Regions from separate parts of the Homo sapiens genome. Here region 2 is linked to region 1. A link is a loop called in an ENCODE intact Hi-C map of the cell type or tissue named here. Cell type or tissue: Panc1. All regions are shown on one strand.

What was found. Peaks named below come from ENCODE experiments on the same cell type or tissue, not always from the same donor. Only the 100,000 strongest peaks of a DNase experiment are listed, where the experiment ranks them.
Region 2: a loop joins it to region 1, with 2.1 times the contacts of the local background. A loop is called at or near these places in 3 of 110 quality-filtered maps.

Annotation. Positions count from the first base shown.
Region 1 is chr15:41,183,508-41,186,007 of GRCh38, reverse strand. It overlaps EXD1 (exonuclease 3'-5' domain containing 1), which reads left to right. Exons shown (of 12, transcript NM_001286441.2): 12 at 1,415-2,500. The coding sequence ends at 2,077. Among named protein-coding and RNA genes, the nearest start is that of EXD1, 46 kb to the left of the region's middle. In Panc1, no CTCF peak of the experiment used is centred here; DNase peaks (open chromatin) are centred at 1,007 and 1,460.
Region 2 is chr15:41,083,613-41,086,112 of GRCh38, reverse strand. INO80 (INO80 complex ATPase subunit) reads left to right here. Exons shown (of 36, transcript NM_017553.3): 7 at 530-744. Among named protein-coding and RNA genes, the nearest start is that of INO80, 31 kb to the left of the region's middle. In Panc1, no CTCF peak of the experiment used is centred here; no DNase peak of the experiment used is centred here.

The DNA of each region.
Region 1 (2,500 bases):
TATGAGCTATGGAAATTGAAAAAAGGAATCAGAATTATGACTTGCCAGCTATACAACTAAAAACTGAAGAGAAACAACTGAAAAAGACTACCACAAACAAAAAGACAATTTATAAAGTGCCTGGGTACAAATGTAAAAATTACTAGATTTTTGATATCCATACAAGCAGCTAAAAAATATAATCGGATGCCGGGTGTGGTGGCTCATGCTTATAATCCCAGCACTTTGGGAGGCTGAGGTGGGAGGATCACTTGAGCCCAGGGATTCAAGACCAGCCTGGCCAGCATAGTGAAACCCTGTCTCTACAAAAAAATTAAATATTAGCCAGGCGTGGTGGCACACACCTGAAGTTGCAGCTCCTCTGAGTGGGGGAGGCTGACGTGGGAGGATTGCTTGAGCCCAGGAGGTGGAGATTGCAGTAAGCCATGATCACACCACTGTACTTCAGCCTGGGTGACAGAGCAAGGCCCTGTCTCAAAAAAAACCCCACAAAAATTAGCAAGGCATGGTGGCATGCACCTGTGCTTCCAGCTACCCAGGAGGCTGAGGCAGGAGGATCACTAAAGGCCAGGTGTTATAGGTTACAGTGAGCCATGATCACACCATTGCACTCCAGCCAAGGCAACAGAGCAAGACCCTGTCTAAAAAAATCAAAACAAAACAAAACAAAAAACTTCCCAAAACCTGAAAGAGATAACAAAATAAAAATTTGGAGGAAAATAAAAATGTAATCCAATGAAAAAATATGTATATGATCATACATGAGTAGACTATCTTTGGGAGATAACACAAGAAACTGCTCTAAGAAGATGTACCTGCTAACGCAGCTGAGGCCAGGCTGGAAGGGAGACTAACTTTTCCTGTATAGTCTTTATACATACGTGCATACACACAGAGACACACAGCCCTATGGATTCACTGCCTTTTCAAAATATTGAAATTACTAGAAAAATGATACTACTATAATTGAAGACACCAGAGGGTGCTATATGAACACATTTGAATAGACTCTCATTTACCAATTACCATTTGGTACAACAGAAGTGATTTCAGGCCGGGCACTATGGCTCACGACTGTAATCCCAGCACTTTGGGAGGCCGAGGCAGGTGGATCACGAGGTCAGGAGATCGAGACCATCTTGGCTAACGCAGTGAAACTCTGTCTCTACTAACAATAGAAAAAAAATTAGCTGGGCGTGGTGGCAGGCGCCTGTAGTCCCAGCTACTTGGGAGGCTGAGGCAGGAGAATGGCCTGAACCCAGGAGGCAGAGCTTGCAGTGAGCCGAGATCGTGCCACTGCACTTCAGCCTGGGCGACAGAGCGAGACTCCATCTCAAAAAAAAAAAAAAGTGATTTTAAGTACCATATTCAGAAGTTTAGTTATAATAAACTTGTGTTCGCTTTCTCTTCTTAGCCTACATGTATGGAGCTGCCAGAGGAACTGCTTCAACTCAAGGACTTCCAGAAGCAGCGCAGGGAGAAAGCTGCAAGAGAATATAGGGTGAATGCACAGGGACTCCTGATAAGGACAGTGCTACAGCCAAAGAAATTAGTGACAGAGACAGCAGGGAAAGAGGAGAAAGTCAAAGGCTTCTTATTTGGTAAAAATTTTAGGATAGATAAAGCTCCAAGTTTTACATCTCAAGACTTTCACGGGGATGTGAATTTACTGAAAGAAGAATCTTTGAATAAACAAGCTACAAATCCTCAACATCTACCTCCCACAGAGGAAGGGGAAACCAGTGAGGATTCCAGTAACAAACTCATTTGCACAAAGTCAAAGGGGTCAGAGGACCAGAGAATAACTCAGAAAGAACACTTTATGACACCCAAACATGAGTTTCAGGCAAGTTTATCTTTGAAAGAGGAGACAGAACAGTTATTGATGGTGGAAAACAAGGAAGATTTAAAATGCACAAAACAGGCTGTTTCAATGTCTTCCTTTCCTCAGGAAACCAGAGTGTCTCCAAGTGACACTTTTTATCCTATCAGAAAGACTGTGGTTTCCACACTCCCTCCCTGTCCAGCCTTGGAGAAGATCGATTCCTGGATAAGTCCTTTTCTAAATCTGCCCTAGAGATGGGCAGTTTGTTCTTAAGGCCATACAGATGGCTTATTTCCTTTGCCATCAGGGCTTTCCACAGTGCCCAGGTTTCTCATGTTGTAAATGTAGTAATGCTTCAGTCACAGGGGAAAATTATATCCTCTTGCTTACTCCTGTGTTCCTGGTATGCGGAGAATGAGAATGAATAAGTTAAATAATGGAAGAAGTATAATTTCTGATTATGTCACTGTGTAGAAATGTTCTCAGTGACCAGAGTGCATTATTTTTCATAATTTGGGTTTAGAGGATTTGAAGAAAGGAAGAATCTTGGGCTTAGTATCAGGAAGACTCCATCATTTTCAAATTTTGTTTTGCTTCTTGACTTTTGGATTCCTTTGAAGAGACCTGGTAAAACTATTAACAATTCATTTAAAAAATTGGTACCTGATAACTTTA
Region 2 (2,500 bases), 100 kb after region 1:
GCCACCAAGTAGAAATAAGTTTCCTTCCTTTGACTATTACTTGAGTCTGTGATACCTCAGACACATCCTTACCTATTAGGTTCAAAAGAAATTTGGTTCTTGCCACGCGCCTGTAGTCCCAGCTACTCGGGAGGCTGAAGCGGGAGAATCGCTTGAACCTGGGAGGTGGAGGTTGCAGTGAGCCGAGATTGCACCATTGCACTCCAACCTGGGCGACAGGGCGAGGCTCCGTCTCGGAAAAAAAATAAAAGAAATTTGGTTCTCGGGTTTTATTCTGTATTTCACTTTCATATAAACAGAGTGAGTATCCAGTGTTCTTTTCCAGGTTAGTGAGGTATCAATCAGTATGTTTCTTCTTCTCTGTTACTTTTCTTCCTCAAGGAATATTCATGGGTCTGAGTAGATAAAGGGATATGTGTTGTCAGTGTCAGGTGGAATAAGGAAAGAACCTTGCATGTTTTAAGTCATGAGGTTGCTTTGTGACTATCTCCTGTGGAAGTGCAACCTGTTGCATCTGTTTCTTTTGCAGCTAAGTTGAAAAAAGTGAAGAAAAAAAGACGAAGAGATGAAGAACTTTCCTCTGAAGAATCCCCTCGTCGCCATCACCACCAGACCAAAGTCTTTGCCAAGTTTTCTCACGATGCACCTCCCCCTGGCACTAAGAAAAAGCACTTATCCATTGAGCAGCTGAATGCTCGTCGCAGGAAAGTATGGCTCAGCATTGTGAAAAAGGAACTACCAAAGGTAAGTGAATGCCTCCAGGAGATGGAAATTAGGAGAATGTTTTCTCTCCCCACCCACTAAAGAGGAACTCTGAGAGCTAGATACTTTCACAGATAGGAATTCTGCAAAGAAACTAATCTGTTGGAATCAAGAAAATGCTGAGTAGTACTCTTTCAGTTAACAGTTTCTTCTAGAATGTGGTCAGAATTCACAAGACAATTAGTTATTGTGTGATGCTCCGTGGTCAAAAAATTGGAGGACAACTTCTTCAAGAAAAGAATGCAGTTTTCCTAAATATAGCAATAGATACTTGACAGCCAATTTATAGGTGATATTAGAAAAAATTAAAAAGAGGCCAGGCATGGCAGGTCACACCTGTAATCCCAGCACTTTGGGAGGCTGAGGTGGGTAGATCGCTTGAGCCCAGGAGTTTGAGACCAGTCTGGACAGCATGGTGAAACCCCATCTCTCCAAAAACTACAAAAATGAACTGGGCGTAGCGGCACATGTTTGTAGCCCTCCCTATGCAAGTGGCTGAGGCAGGATAGATAGAGCCCAGGAGGTTGAGGCTGCAGCGAGCTGAGATCGCACCACTGCACTCTAGCTTGTGTAACAGAATGTGTAACATAATAAATATTTATTTATTTTATCTCAAAAATTAAATAAAATAAAAAGGAGTTGATATGTTTCTTAGAGAATTTACAAATGTTTGAATGTTGCTGGATAATCACAGGCACTAGAATAAAATGTGAACGAGTTAAACATGTATAAGCATTTTTCCTCTTAATTCATTTGGTTTTGATAACATTTTATTTTATTATTATTATTTTTGAGATGGAGTCTTGCTCTGTCGCCTGGGCTGGATTGCAGTGTCATCATCTCGGCTCACTGCAACCTCCGCTTCCCAGGTTCAAACAATTCTCCTTCCTTAGCCTTCCAAGTACCTGGGGCTACAGGCAGATGCCACCATGCCCAGCTAATTTTTGTATTTTGGTAGAGATGGGGTTTCACCATGTTGGCCAGGCTGGTCTCGAACTCTTGACCCCAGGTGATCTGCCTGGCTCCGCCTCATAAAGTGTTGGGATTACAGGTGTGCGCCACCACGCCCAGCCAATAACATGTTATTTTGATATAATTTCAAAATTAATAGTTGCAAACCAGATGCCATATGTAGCGTTTTTTTTTTTTTTTTAAAGAAGTTGCAATTATAGTCCAAGGAATGTCTGTTTACCCTTAAGTGAGATTCACCAGTTGTTTACATATTACTCTTAAGGATGAATTGAGTGCAATCCTGATAGGAACAGGATATTTCATTATAAATTGGATTTTTTTTAGAAACGGGATATTTTATGAATTGAGAAAAGTTGATACTAAAGTCCATGTGATGAAGTCAGAATGTAGGAGTAGCTGGGGAAGAATTGGAAAAATCCCCACTAAACGTTAGAACACGCTACAAAACCTCTACAGTTAAAAAAGTATGGTACTGGCACATGAATAGGCAAATAGATGAGTAGAATAAGCTGGTGGACTTACAAATTAGTAGTGCCGAGACAACTGGGTAGCAATTTAGATAAAACTAGATCTGCATCTTACACATATACTTCATATAGGTTAGTATGACACTTTTTAAACTATGGAGGTTATAGTGTGTTTTAATTTTTTTTTTTTTTTTTTTTTGAGACGGAGTCTCGTCTCTTGCCCTGGCTGGAGTACAGGTGTGTGATCTTGGCTCACTGCAACCTCTGCCTCCTGGGTTTCAGCGATTCTCCCACTTCTG